Linked DNA regions of Homo sapiens: region 2 is linked to region 1. Evidence: chromatin contacts called from ENCODE Hi-C or POLR2A ChIA-PET data. All regions are on one chromosome and are shown on one strand. Each heading gives the region's core, a stretch centred on a gene start or an enhancer-like site at or near the end of the contact. The rest is flanking DNA. Distances are from core to core; before and after follow the strand shown. Region 1 holds the start of TOGARAM2 (TOG array regulator of axonemal microtubules 2). Region 2 overlaps ALK (ALK receptor tyrosine kinase).

Region 1 (7,671 bases), core at 1,990-4,489:
ACCATGCCCAGCTAATTTTTGTATTTTTGGTAGAGACGGGGTTTTACCATGTTGCCCAGGCTGGTCTCGAACCCCTGGCCTCAGGTGATCTGCCTGCTTTGGCCTCCTAAAGTGCTGGGATGACAGGCGTGAGCCACCGTGCCCGGCCGGAGATGGGTATAAGTAAGGGGTAGGAAGGGATATGGGAAAGGCTTTTGGGGTGGAGGGAACAGCATGAACAAAGGCCAGGAGAGGAGAGGAGCATGACAGCTACATCCCAGAGCAAGGGGAGAAGACCCCTCAGTGAAGTCCCTGCTAATAGCCCAGCTACGTGTTCAGGAGACTATTTGGATATAGGATGCTCAGGTCATTTGCAATGGGAAGTGTGTTCAGGGTATCTAGTCCTTCTTGTTGCTAGACATAGAAACAGCTTTGTTCACTTTACAAATCAACAAGGGCCAAGAGGACTCTTGGTGACATTTTTACTGAGGGAACAGGATCAGAATTTAGTAGTCTTCCACTGACCAAATCCATCAGCATGGAAAGTTATAGAATGTTGGTTTCTGAAATCTTGAGTAGATTTCTGGGGTAGATGGGGGCTATCCCCTGTGGATGTGGAGGGGGCTACTTATTTGGTACTTTCAAGAGCCCTCTTCCCAGCTTGTGATTCTGTATTGTGAGTCAGTTTAATTCATTCACATCAAGTATTTGTTCATCGGTTCTGGGGGTGGGAGCAGGCCAGTGTGAGCACACCCAGGAGAGTCGGGGCAATGACTGGGAACACTGGGCACTGGAGGAGACAGGTGACATCTGGTTTCCTTCATAGCTGTTGACCCTCTTCCGAGGGTCTGGCCGCCCTTCCACCAGGGGTCGATACAGGCTTTGTGAGACTCGAGGCTTAAACAATTTGGGGGCTTCTTTAAGAAAGAAAACAAAATTAAGTATGAAAATATTTTTTTAGAATGAGAAAAGAAGTCACAACAAATGACTGAGGGCTGGATTCGTGTCCCTTTCTTTCTGAGGTCTCTTCAGGGGAGTTCCAGAGAGCTTCCAGGTGGCAGCCTGGCTGCCCTCCCCACCTGGAGTGCCCCAATCCTTCCAGGCAGCTCCTGGCTCCCCCAGAGGCCCGGGGCTCAGGTTGTGTTTGCCTCAGCGGTTTCCACCCATGCTCCTCGACTGGCCTGCTCCTTACCTCGGGGATTTCATGTGGATGTCACACCTCACTGCCCCTGGGATTCGCTCTCTGTCCATGGTCACAGTGAGGGTGAGTGCGTGCTCTGTGCCTGGCGGGCACACTGAGGGTCACTGGAGCCACCCCAGGGAGGGAGGATCTGCAGTCTTCCTGCTAGGCATATGAAAGAACCAAGACTCAGAGAGTTTGTTTCTTGCCTAAGATGTCATTGCTGGGATCAGAATCCAGTCTGGAATCCAGGGGCTTCAGAGCCCTGGTTCTTAAGGGCTGTGCTGTGTTATCCATCCTCCCTTATTGCAGGTAACACAGGAACAAGCAGGGGGTTACCTGCTGGGGCCTCTCTCCATCACTCAGCTCCTGAGGGCAGGCTGTGCTGCCTCCTGTGTCTCTAGCATTTGGCACAGAGCATGGCCAGCCCACCTTGGGAACACATAATGCTCGGCCATCCAGTGGAGGCAGAGTGTGGAGAGCCCAGGAGCTGAAGGAGGATGCAGTGGGGCCTGATTAGAGGGGCTTGGCAGCCATGGTGCTAAGTCTGGCCCTTACACCAAGGACAGCAGGGGCCATGAGGGGTGTCCAGCAGGGCACGGCCATCGGATCTGTGTTCTAGAAGCTCCGACTCAAGCAGCGACATGCAGATGGGCTTTGGGGGAGCTGCACACACACCATCTCCCTGCCAGAGCTGAGGGACACCAAAACCTGCCTTGTCACGTCCCCGCCCTGGGTTCCCATGGTTGAGTCGCTCTCACTCACAAGCTGTGTGGCTTGGGGCAAGGGCTTAACTTGCCAGGCCTCTCTTTCCCCACCTGGGCATCTTCATACCTGTCTCCCAAGGGGAATCCGCACAGCCACTGTTCCTGGTTTGGAGGAAGAGTCTCCTTTCTGGGCCTCTGCTACAGGGAGTTCAGGAGTTCCGTTCGCCTTGTCAGCTGTGACCTCTGGCTTGGGGCCAGCACCTGCCCCAGAGGGACCTTGTTCTCAGTCATAATTGGCTGGCCCTCCTTGCTCCCTCCTGGATCTTGGTAAATGACAGCAGCTACTCCCAAGGCCTGCCCTCCCTGGCCATCTCAGGGAAGAGGAGAGAGTCCCAGGAAGGAGCTACCCCGTGTGCAAGCATTTCAGCAGCCCAGGCCTCGTGGGGTGTAGTTGGCCTCCCACCAGCCATCCCTGTGTGTTCCACACACCTGCTGATTCCTTTGTACAGAATATGGGGAGGAGCTGCCTGGGAAAATTCATAGTATCTTTGGGCGAGTGGCTGTTTGCAAGCCTGCATACAAATTGAGTCCTTGGCTTCCACTGTGTGCCCCCTGGATGGTGAGGGCTAGAAGGGGGTAGCATGAGGAGTGGGACTGGCTGTCATTCCAGAGAGAGGATGCCAGCCTGGGATTTCCGCCCAAGAGCCTGGGTTCAGTGAGAAAGTACACATGGGCTGCTAGGATTCACATTTTCCAAAAGTTAAGGTGGAGAAATCTGGTTGGGACGAAGGCCACAGGCTTTCTGCTCTGCAAGGATTTCTGGGGAAGTGATGGAGAGCCTACCAAGTGCTAGACAAAATTACAAGCTGTTACATGCACCTTTGAAATCCTTACAGCAACCCTATCAAGTCAGTACTATTGGTGTACCCATTTTATAGATGAGGAAACTGAGGTCAAGAAAGGTAAAGTTCTGACCAGAGGGCACACAGCTGGAAGTAGCAGGATCAGGATTCAAACCCAGCTGCCTGCTGCCAAGGCCTGGATGCTCACTCTGTCTTTCTGCCTCTAGGAGAGTTAGTAAACAGAAGCAGATTGAGCCCAGAGGCCATGTGAGCAAAACCAGGAGTTCTACCAACAACATCCCTGCACCAAGCCAGCTATGCACTTCCTGGCTGCAGTCACCAGGCAGGGGGGCCCAGTGCTCTCTCTTTCTGTGGTGTCCATGACCCTAGAGGACAGGTCGGCCACTTGGTAGTGCCTGTGCTCCGGTGAGCCACAGAGGCAATGAGACCAAGGGGAAAATCTCTCGGCTCGGTCTCTCCCCCGCGCAGGGAGCTATGGGCTCCTTCAGCGAGTGGTTGCTATGCAGCCTTGTTTATTCAAGGAGAGCTTTGCTGAGAGCTGGAGCACGCCAGCAGTGGAGCTCGTGGCCACCCAGCCCCTGCTCAGACAGGAGGCTGCGGCCCAGGACTGTGTGGCTGGTGGGGGCCAGGGTGGGCCAGGCCTGGGGCTGCCCCGTCCTTGCCTCCCTGGGCCCATGAGCATCAACGTCTCTATAGAGACCAAGGACCCTGGATTCCTCCAGTGACAGGGGTTTGGCCTCTGGACAGAGAGGTGAGAGACGATAGGTCCACCAAGCCATCTATTGTAGGTGGTGAATGGGAGGCTGGGTCAGGACCCCTGAAGTCCCTGGAGGGAGGGATAAAGACCTGAACTGGAGCAAGCACAAACACACAGAGAAAGAAAAAGCATCCTGCTGTGACTTGGAGGCTGTGTGACCGTGGGGATGTCTCTGACCCTTTCTGGGCCTTCATGTGGCAGCTCTAGGGGAGGAGGTTGGACTCACTGTTCTCTGAGCACTGGGAGCCAAGGAAGGAGGGGCTGGCCTGGGCTGACCCCTTCCCCGAGTCATGGCCTCTGTGGGCAGTGCTCTCTACCTCAGGGTGAACCCTTCACAGGGCAACAGCTCCCTGGGGTGCTGTGGGCGATGGTGCCGGGAAGGGTGGGGGCATGCTGTGGGGATGGCACCCGTGCTTAGGGGTGCTGGGGCACCCCGTGAGAGCATAGGCCTTGGAGGGGCTCTGCTCTGGGTTTGAATTCTAACCCCCCCTCTTTCTGGCTGTGTGGACTTGAGCTCTTTGCCTCTCTGAGCCTCAGGTTTCTCATCTGTGAAGAAGGGTTTAAAAAAAGCCCCCTTGGTGCTGTCTGTGAGCATGGAGACAGTCAGGAGGGCAGCTGGCACGTTAGCCCATGCGCAGAATGGAAGTTACTGTTTGTTGTTGATGCTGTTGTTAGGTGGAGATTGGCATGTTCCTTTCTGGAGCACATTTCAGTCTCCTGAAACTAAGGTTTTGCCAGTCACTTCTCCAGGACAAGGGCTGGTGCTGGCGGGGGACCTCAGAGGGCTGCCATTTCCTCAGGAGCGCTGGGAGGGGAGGGACTGGGGCCCGTACTCTGTCGGAGCATCACTGAGGCAGGCCACAGGGCATTGGTGCCTGGCCCCAGGAAGTGGTGTGAGGGGCCCATAATCGCTTCTATCCTGAACTGGGCAGTCCCTCGCTCTTCTCACCAATGCCCTGCAGGAGACGGCCCTGCAGCCTTCTAGCCACAGGCTGGCTCCCAGGACTGGCTCAGTTTCAGCCCATGGAGCCTGAGACTAACAGATTTGAAGAAAGGGGGAGGTAGTTGGGGGCAAGGGATGGGGAGATGTCAACCTGAGCTCTGGAGAGACCTGCCTCTGAGGGCAGCGCATCCTCCCATTGACCCCACGGCTACCTCAGAGGCACCAGACTCTGCTCACTAGCACAGAGGCTGGAAGTTTATTATTGCAGACAGAAGAATGCATAAAATGCATGCAGTGTGAGGAATAATTATAAAGTGAATGTCCATGTAGCCACCTCCCAGGCCAAGAAACAGAAAAACTGGCCGCCTCCCAGAACCCACCCCCGTGGGCCCTGTCCTTATCACAGCTGCCTCCCTTCCCCTTAGGGTTAATCATGCTACTAATTTTTCCTTGATTTTCTATCAAGTTTTCCATCTATGTCTGCATTTTTATTTTAATTTAATTTCGCTTCATTTTTTGAGACAAGGTTTCACTCTGTCCCCCAGGTGGGAGTACAGTGGCATGATCTCAGCTCACTGCAACCTCTGCCTCCTAGGCTCAAGTGTTCCTCCCACCTCAGCTTCCCAAGTAGCTGGGTGTACAGGTGCACACCACCATGCCCGGCTAATCTTTGTGTGTGTGTATATATAAATATATATATATATATATATATTTTTTTTTTTTTTTTTTTTTTTTTTTTGTAGAGATGGGTTTTTTCCATGTTGCTCAGCCTGGTCTCGAATTCCTGGCTCAGGTGATATGCCTGCCTTGGCCTCCCAAAGTGCTGGGATCACAGGTGTGAGCCACCACGCTGGGCCTATGTATGCATTTCTAAACACTCGATGTAATTTTGTCTTTCTTTGAACTTTATAGAAGTAGGGGCATACCCTGTGTGGTCTCTTGGGTCTGTCTTCTTTCACTAAACATTACGCTGTGGCATCGTCCATAGTGTTGAGTGGGGCAGTCGTTTGTTTCATTGCTCTGTAATATTCTATGTTGTGAGTGCACCATGATTTAGTCCTTCATTTTCCTGTTGGACATTTAGATTTTTTCCAGATTTTGGCCATTATCCATGGCACTGCTCTGGACACTCTCGAGCTCCTTTCCTGGATCACCTGTGCAAGACTTTCTCAAGGGTGGGTTCCTAGGAGTGGAATTGCTGAACATTAGGTTTGTGCATTTTTAGCTTTATCAGGTAAAGCCAGACCACTTTCCCAAGGGTTTGTGCCCATTTGCATCTCACCTGCCAGCTGTCATGAGTGCTCCCATTGCTCTGTGCTCTCACTAGCACTTGGCATTGCCGCCCATCTCAATTTTTGCCCATCTTTGTGGGATGGTGGTAGCATCTCATTTGCATTTTCTTGATTACCAGGGGGTTGAGCATCTGCCCCCAGCCATTCTTCCTCACCTCTTTCCTCCTCTGTTGGGTGCCTCCCTTCCTCTGCTCTCTGTGATCTCAGCCCCTCATGGTGCTCAGGCTTTTGAGCCCCATTTTTCTCTCTGCCCTCCCCACTCCTCCATCCCTCTCCTCCATTCTTCTTCTTGGAGAACCAATCACTATTCCACATACTTCTTAGTGTTTGAATTACAGACCCAGGCTCCAGAGCCACTGTCTGGAAGTCTGAGTTTCCCATTTCGTGTTTTAAAACCTCTGGTTCTTGGCCCAACTCACATCCCTTCCTGGGTCTTGGATTTCTCTTCAACAAAACAAAGACAGAAAAAAAAATGTCCCTCCACAGAAGCCATTTATATTTCCCAGGCAAAACCTGGTGTATGTCCTGGAGAGGCACACACAAAACTCTGGCTCCTATTCAAGAAAGTCGGCTTTCTCATGGGCCATTGGGAAGGGACAGGGCCGGGGTCTGAAGTCTTCTGAGCTTCTTGCAGGGAGGCCTTTGCCAAGAGCCCTTTCCTGGGGTGTGACAGACATTCAGATGCTAGAGTCATGCCAATACACCTTTGCTGAGACTTTGGACAAGATGCTTTCTTGCTTCCTAGTCCCTTCTGATCCTCTGAGTACATGTGCTTGTTTACAGTCTACAGTTTGAAGATTCAAGCTCCTGCTACTGGGCAGGAATCCTCAACTGATCAGCCAAACCCTGCAGAAGGCATTCCTGGGGCAGTGGACCAAGCCATTTTTCATTCGAGACTCCAGGACTATGATCAAGTGCTAGGATAACTCTTACCTTGATGGTGGAAATCTCAGGGCCAGCAGAAGACTTCCAAGCCCCAGCCAATGGCTGTGTGATTTCAGGCAGGATTGATGCGGTGGTATCCTACCCCTCCCAAAACCTTAATCCTTGGGAGCACACTACACAGGCTCTGACCAGGCACTGTAGTGGCAAGGTGACCATTTTGGGGAGGCCTTGATGGGAAGCTGGAAAAGGAAGCTTTCCTCCCAGTCCTGCTGAAGGCCTTGCCAGCTGGCAGCCAGTGTGATGCCTATAGGGGTATGGGCCCTGGGATAGGTATTGGCTCCTGATGGCCTTATGTAGGTGTTATAGACTGAATGCATGCGTCCCACAAATGCAAATGTTAAAGCCTAACCCCCCATGTGTTGGTATTAGGAGGTGGGGCCTTCGGGAGGTAATTAGATTCAGATGAGGTCGTGAGGGTGGTTGTCTCATGATGGGTTAGTGCCCTTAGAAGAAGAGACCAGAGAGCTTGCTCTCTGTCTCTCTCTCTGCCATGTGAGGACAAAGGGAAGACAGCTACCTGCAATCCAGGAAGTGAGTCCTCACCAGGAGTGGAATCAGCTGGCACCTTGATCTTGGACTTCCCAGCCTCCAGAACTAAATTGCTGGGGTTTTTTTTTTGTTTTGCTTTTCATTTTTTTGTTTTGTTTTTGTTTTTGTTTTAAGTCGGAGTTTTGCTCTTGTTGCCCAGGCTGGAGTGCAATGGTGTGATCTCGGCTCATTAACCCCTCATTTACAAGGGAGGAAACTAGCTGACCTCCAAGGCCCCTTCCAGCTTGAAATTTAGTAACAGAAGAAAGGCATGGGAAATTCTGTTAAATTACTAGACCAAGTTCTGATTAATCTCTAATTTATATTTGCACCAACACGATACACAAAGGTGGGGGCAGGTTCAGAAGATTTTGAATTTTGTAAATTTGTGTATAAGTTACATACGCTTTGTTACTAGGACCACAGCCCACTCATATGGTTCCTTTGTGAATTAGAAAAAGATGTCTCTTTCTCAAG
Region 2 (7,671 bases), core at 4,602-7,101, 460 kb after region 1:
AACACCACCAATGAGGAAGACCTGCAGGTATTATTATATTAATACTCATTTTCCAGATTAGGAATTTGCTGCAAATGGTTGAAGGCTATTCTCCCAGATTCCACCTGACCTTCAGAGGGCTGCCTTTAGGAATATGTAGGCGGAGCTAAGAAGTTCCACTAGTGTCTGCCATCCATTTCTGATCAAAGAACACGAAGCAAATACCTTAGACTGACATTATTTTATTCAATCTTCATAACACCACCAATGAGGAAGACCTGCAGGTATTATCATATTAATACTCATTTTCCAGATTAGGAAACTGAGGCTCAGTGTAGTTAGATGTAAGTTCAAAGTTCAAACATCTTATAAGTATTAGAGTTTGAACCAGGTCATCTTGTTCCATATACAGTGTTTTGTTCACATGAGCTGGTCATAGAAGAAAAATGTCCCATAGCTATTTGTTATTTAGTGCTGCACTAATTGGAGATTGCAGGTGAGAAGGGAATAAGACTGGTAGCAGGCACCATGACATAGGAAAAACCTGGAATATCTTTCAGAAGCATCAATTTTAATCAAATTATTTTGAGAAGACAAGTTTAATATTTTTTTAAAGCATGAGATTCAAACATTTTAAAATTCAAACAAAACTCAAAGAAATGTTCAAATAGAAAGCAAAGAAATTTGCAGTAATTTGCTGCCAATGGTTGAAGGCTACTCTCCCAGATCCCACCTGACCTTCAGAGGGCTGCCTTCAGGAATATGTAGGTGGAGCTAAGAAGTTCCACTAGTGTCTGCCATCCATTTCTGATCAAAGAACATGAAGCAAATACCTTAGACTGACATTCTGGCTGTCTTGCTGGGGTGCTGAGAGCAAACCTGTCCTCAGGGCCATGAGGGTCAATGGAGTAGGTTACAATATCCCCCAGCGCTCCTACTGATTTGGGGAGGAGAGCACTGTGGGCTTGTTCTATTATAGATGCCAGTTCTTCCCTAGGGCTCCAGGGGCCACCCATCTTTCTGGAGCTTGGCTATCTCCAGACCAGCCCTGCCTGTGGGACTCCAAGCCAGAATCTGACTCCTCTGTAGCCCAGATATTGTTGCTGAGAGAACTGGTGTTGGCTCCAGGTCATTTCAAAATTCAACATTTACCTCGAGGACATCTGCAAGTCCTGAGAGTACACAGGTCCTTAGGAACTTGAAATCTGACCACCTATCAAGCTTAGAAAAGGCACAGTCTCTTCTCACATCTGGAATTCATCTGGACTCCAGGGTTTCTAGTACTGAAACAACATGTAGCTGCTTTAAATAGAACAGGTGACAATTGTCAAGGACTGCCTGAGCTGACAAATTATGTATTCTCATATTATTTTAAAATGTAAAGCACAAACGTGGGTATAAACTCCTTATGCTTATAGCTCTTACTTGACTATTAAAACCAAACAAAAATAATTCAATAATTAATAAAAAATAAATATAAATGTATAAAACCATACTGTTTAAATTAACACATCAATTCAATGCGATGGAAGGTGCTATTTGCTGAAACAATATCGCTGCTCACAGGACAGACAGATAGAGAATAGACGGCTCCTACTCAGGTTCTATAATGGATTATATTATGTCCTCCAAAAAGATGTGTTGAAATCCTAACTCCTGGCACCTGTGAATGTGACCACATATAGGGTCTCTGCAGATGTAATCAAATTAAGGTGAGGTCATTAGGGTGGGCCCTGATCCAACGGGACTGGTGTTCTTGTTAAAAAAAAAAAAAAAAAAAAGGATGGGAGATACGTGCAGAGAGAAGGCCATGTCAGGCCAGAAGCAGAAGTGGGAGGGATGTGGCTGCAAGGAATGCCAAAGACTGACGGCCACCACCAGAAGCTAGGAAGTGGTAAGGATTCTACCCAGAGTCTCAGAGAGAACATGGCCTGGCTGACACCTTGATTTTGAATGTCTAGCCTCCAGAACTTTGAGTGAATAAGCCATCCATTCTAGCAATCATGGAAAACTAATACACATCTTTGGCCGGGCATGGTGGCTCACGCCTGTAATCCCAGCACTTTGGGAGGCCAAGGCAGGAGGATCACCTGAGATCAGGAGTTCGAGACCAGCCTGGCCAACATGGTGAAACCCCGTCTCTACTAAAGAAAAAAAAAAATTAGCCGGACGTACTGGTGAGTGTCTGTAATCCCAGCTATTCGGGAGGCTGAGGCAGGAGAATCACTTGAACCTGGGAGGTGGAGGTTGCAGTGAGCCGAGATCGTGCCATTGCACTCCAGCCTGGGTGACAGATCAAGACTCCATCTCAAAAACAAAAACAAAAAAAACCACTAATACACATCTTTTCAGATGATTGATATGCCCATGTTACGTAGGTTACGTGATGAATCAATTTTTTTTTTTTTTTTTTGAGACGGAGTCTCTGTTGCCAAGTAGCTGGAGTGCAGTGGTGCGATCTCCGCTCACTATAATCTCTGCCTCCTGGGTTCAAGCAATTCTCCTGCCTCAGCCTCCTGAGTAGCTGGGATTACAGGCATCTGCCACCACACCCAGCTAATTTTTGTATTTTTAGTAGAGACAGGGTTTCACCATGTTGGCCAGGCTGGTCTCAAACACCCAACCTCAGGTGATCCGCCTGCCTTGGCCTCCCAAAGTGCTGGGATTACAGGCATAAGCCACAGTGCCTGGCTGATGAATCAATTCTTCTAAGAGTTTTTGGTATGCAACTGCTGCAAACCCTTCTCTTGTCAGGGTCCCCTGCAATCATTTGACCTTCAAGGGCATGAACCCTTGACAAGTCTACCTTGCTTCTGTCTTTAAGTCTGATAACTATTAAAGCACCACTCTTTGATGCCAAAGTGATCCAGAACACAAGCGCAAAGGTAGAGGCAAAAATGACTTTCTTTTAGATTATCATCAATATGAGATCATTTAAATTATCATAGAGAACTCACAGATCCTTGTGTATGGACTCTGATTTGAGGGGCAAGAACATCAGATTTTGTCCATTTCTCGCTCCCTCTTGCCTTTCCTGACTCCTGTGTGCCTCCAGGCTCTGGCTGGCCAAGTCTCCGGCTTCAATAGCCAACTTGGACTTGGACTTCCCATCACACTCAACCCAGTTTGTCCCTGCAGGCCGGGTCTGGCCATCAGGCTCCAGCATTGCTCACCTGAACACTGTAAGAGGTAGTGCTGGCACGCCCTGCTCAGGGGCAGAACCTACTCTAGATCTGTCTATGTCAACTTCAGAGCCAACAAGAATACAGCACATCTGCTTGGGCCCCTGTGAAGAGCATAGAGCAGGGGTCTCCCTGTGTACCTCACAAAGGAACTCAAAGGCAGAGTGCCATTAAAACCATTTGGCAATCAATCACTTTAGGTGCCTCTGGGGGAATCACAGAGTGGGCATTAGCCTGCTAGGGCTCGGTGTCACTGTAAGGGATGGTGTCTCCCTTAGCAGGGCAGGGCCCGCCCTGGCTGGGGGACATGTAGGAATGGGGCAGGCATGCAGGGGCCATGAAGGCCTGACTGGCAGGTTGTGGGTGCCTGGGTACCAGGGAAGCTCTTGATCAGTGCTCATCTGGGATCCCTGAGTCTGGGGAAGCTGAAGAGGTGATGGAGCACTTGTAGGGCTTGGAGAAATGGCTATTTTTCAATTGATCTGGAAATATGTCAATGTTTTAATAACCAGCATGATTGTAGCTGTGTATACCACCTTAACATCTGCCCTGGGGTAACAACCATAAAAGGGCCAATTACCTGCTTCCAAGAAGTGCTTTGGAAGGGGCTGGACATTTCTCAAGACTTTGATTTGGGCATTACAGTTGCATTGAGACTAAGGAGCAACAATGTCTTTCCAAATTGGCAGGAACAGGACTATCCACTGTTCCTCTGCAGCCCAGGAATGTTCCTCTGCAGCCCAGGAATGCCCCTCTGCTGCATTCATCTGGCCCATTGTGAGAAGAGTAAAAAGTTATGATCATAGGAAAGAAAACAACTTTCAGTTATGTTGTCTTGTAGAGGCACAAATCATTTCCAAACAAGCTAAATTAACACTAATTGAGAAGCAGATGTCCAAATCCTTCTCTAGAGCTCGCTGGTTTCATCATTAAAATCTTCACAGGAAGCAGGCTCATAGGTGCACCGAAGTGCACCCAAGACCACTAATGACAAACCCATATCCTGCCTACCCTCTGGTCTCCGGCAGCCATTCTCTTCCACTCCATTATAATCCTCGTGATAATGACACTTGACCGGTAAAAAGAGCATCTGTTGGGAGAATGCACTGAATCCAAAAACCTTATGGTACTAGGAGATTTGGGGTGTTAATTACACAAATTGCCCATCAACTCTATTGTTACTTTCTTTCCTCTGATAAATTAAAAAAAAAAAAATGTTGAGACTTCTGAGCATGAATGCGGTTGGGCCAGAAGTTTGCCTATAAACATGGATGGGAATCCTTGCTCCTTCACAATATCCATAACCACAGAGCTCTGGACAGTAGGCTTTGAGGCAGTGTGGGATGGAGGGAAGTGCACTGTCTGAGAGTATTGGTAAGTGAGACTGGGTTTGATTCCAGCTCTGCCACAATGACCTGGCGATCTTCAATATTCTCCCTTGAGTCTTGGGTACTCTCCCTTAGCCTTTCTGAGCCTCTGCTTTTTCACTGGTAAAAATGGGGATGTAGTACACGTTTTCCAGGCCTGGTTGGTGTCAGGATGCATAAAATAATGAGAGTAAAAGCACACCTAGATCCTAAGCATGTGGGAAGGGTACGCACCTAAAAACCTTATGCTTAACAGTGAAATGAACTTTCGACTGGGCACTAGGAGATCTGGGATTTTAGTCCTGATTTCTTTGTTGTGAGAACTTGGACAAGCCCCTTAAGTTTCTGGGTTTCAATTTTTTAATTTGTAAAAACATAGTGTTAGACAAATGATTCTCAATGTCCCTTCCAGGTCGAAGATCTCTGATTCTAACTTGAAACCTGAAAGGGACAAAGCGTGACTCTACCACTGGGTAAGGTTAATTGCCACATGGTGGCTACAGTGTGATGAAGTTGCAGGGGGTCTGGGAGCACGTCCTGTGTGTCCTGCTCAAAGGATGACTGTGGAACAGAGAATGAAGGCATCAGCCTTGGGTGACACTAGACATTTGAGGGCGTCCTTTCCCATCCCTGTGGCATTTTTAACTAAACTTTCGCTTCTTGCACTTCTCCTCTTTCTCCTTGTTTGCCTCTGTAGTGTCACAGGTTACTTAAGGGTCTATGCCTGCTGCCTGAACCCTGAAGACCAGGCTGTGAGCCAAGGCCATGGTGCCTGCCAGGGAGCAGGTGTCCCTGAGAATGCAAACCTCCCAGAGAGTATCTGAGAACCAATGAGGAAAACAGTTCCATTGCATACATACAGTAGGCAAAGAGCCAGAAAATTAGCTTAAAAGCAGCTTAGAGATGGGAGGCGGGCTGGATCTTTAGAGCTGTTCTGCTGCCGCCCAGGAGTGCCCCGTATGTAAGGCCAAATAAACTCATCTACTTGCCACCGAGTCTTTCTTTGGTCTTTTGGCTCCCTTCCAGTTTGGGGGAAGGGTTTGTTTGTTTAATACAATTCTGGGTTTTTCTCCTTACAGCCTCTGCCCTCCTTTGCCCGCTGGCTTTGCTTCTTGCTCCCAATTTCTCACCCCTTAGGGTGCAGGCCTCCTGGGAGACTGACTGAGGCCCTCAGGATGGTTGGAAAGGGGCTAGTCTCCTGAAATTAACCCACCACTGGCTCACTCACCCTTTCACAGGTTGTGGGCATAAACTGAGAATAACTGGAGCTCAGGGCCCATTTAGTAGTGGTGAAAGCAATTGATGGTGAATCAGGAAGGAAGAGGAGGCTGACGTGTAGCCTTATAAATACAGGAAGTCCTTATGCCCCAGGCACTCTGAGAGGCTTGAGCTCACTGATAGTCATGCTAATAATAACTTCAAACGTACCTAGGATGTTTCTTCTGAAGGGCATTCTGCGTTCTCCAGGTTGTAATTTTATTTCTTTTCCTACTGTTTCTACCAGATTGCTCTTGTTACGCCCAATTTGCAAAAGGAGAAACTGAGTCACAGAAAGTCATATGAATTGGCATTGGTTCTACTGTTTTCTCAAATGTTCACATAAAATAAACTACAGTAGAGAGCAACGTGATTGCCATTGGAATGTTTATTTAGTCTGCCAGAACAGTCCTACGTGGGGAGGCTTTTGGGGGTAGGACAGAGAGTGAATCGGGAGCTCCATTTATGAACTCTCCCCTCTTCTCTTTTATTGCTTGGCTTGAGGTGGTTGAGGGTTATGGGCAGGAACATGAAGGAAACTGAAGAATGTGGAATGATACTGGCTGGTGCAAGATGCAGGGCAGGCAGGTGGCCAAGTCTGGGCAAACCAAAGGTCACACTGATGTAAAGGACCTGCCCCGTGGGTGCTCACTGGGCATCATGAAATGTTGGGAGCTAGGTCAGCCCAAGGCTGCCTGATTTGGAAGCTCTTTTGCAAATGAACAGATGAGGATTGAACAAAGGAGGAGTGGGTGCCCAGGAGACAACAGAGGACTGGGCAAGAACTCCCAGGGCTGCGTTATGACTTTTGGGGGCCCTGGGTGCTTTTGCCATTATGGGATCCTTTATACAAAAAAAATTAAAAATTCTGTTTTACAATTGCATCAGTAATTGAGATAAATATATTAATAGCATATATTAATGCATACAAAGTATATTAATGTCATATATTTAAACCATTTTATTAAACTCAAAAGTTCATTTTTTTCTTCTGATTTTTCAAGAAATTAAAAAGTTTCCTTGGGCTCCTAAAAGTACTGTGGCCCTAGGCACTGTGCATTCCTCTTTCTCATGAATAAGTCGGCCCTGGAAGTCTCCTCTGCATCCTAGGGCTGCTGGTTATAGTAGCTGACTCCTTGGTCCTGCCCATGCCTGTCCACATACAGGCTTACCCAAATTTACAGGATTAGTCTTAGAGCATCAGTTTGGGCATCTAGGGGTTACAGGTGCGTGACTGAAGACACTCAATATCAGAGAGGCCAAGGCCAAGTTATCAAAGATAAAGGAGCCAGGATTTGAACTCAGCTCTGACTGCTTCCAAAGCCCATTTGGATTTGACTCCTACTTCCCATTGTGTGTCTCCCCTGAGCCTCTGCTGAAAAGGTCCTGGGTCCTTGGTCCAAAATCTGGCCTGACCTGCACTTGAACCCTTTCTATATAGCTTAGCAAATATGGAAATTAATAATTAGGCAGAGGTGGGCCAGTGATAGATCACAGGGAGAAAAGTCTAAAAATAAATTTCACACAATGCAATGAAAAAGGTCCCATGGAGATGCACGGAGAAGAAAAGAAATCATCCCCAGAGGATTAATGTTCTAGTAAACTATAAGCTGCTTATATTTTCACCCCATTACCATAACTTTCAAATAACTGTCTCAAACTATAAAAAGACAATTACTTAGGGCCAGATGCATCACAGGCTGGGTAACGCTCTTCCAGAGCCAATAGGGGGTTCCCTCACATCGCTTCCCAGTGGCAGTGTGGTGTCTGAAGAGGAGATGCTGGATTAATAGTAAATAAGGGCTGGGCATGGTGGCTCATGCTTATAATCCCAGCACTTCGGGAGGCCGAGGGGGGTGGATCACCTGAGGACCTGAGATCAGGAG

The links. Hi-C counts contacts between places; a loop is a spot of excess contacts on that map. ChIA-PET counts read pairs that join two places held with the same protein, here RNA polymerase II (POLR2A).
Region 2: a loop to region 1 is called in a map with no recorded cell type, with 2.5 times the contacts of the local background. The contact joins the enhancer-like site here to the promoter of TOGARAM2 in region 1. A Hi-C loop is called at or near these places in 1 of 37 single-sample maps with no recorded cell type. POLR2A ChIA-PET finds 5 or more read pairs at or near these places in 1 of 52 experiments (K562).

What each region holds. Positions count from the first base shown.
Region 1 is chr2:28,978,059-28,985,729 of GRCh38, forward strand. It overlaps TOGARAM2 (TOG array regulator of axonemal microtubules 2), which reads left to right and starts at 3,240. Exons shown (of 20, transcript NM_199280.4): 1 at 3,240-3,480.
Region 2 is chr2:29,437,945-29,445,615 of GRCh38, forward strand. All of the region lies in intron 4 of ALK (ALK receptor tyrosine kinase), which reads right to left. Among named protein-coding and RNA genes, the nearest start is that of CLIP4, 330 kb to the left of the region's middle. Within about 2 kb of position 5,852, at least 2 of the 41 ENCODE cell types and tissues checked have a DNase peak (open chromatin) inside an H3K27ac peak, as active enhancers do.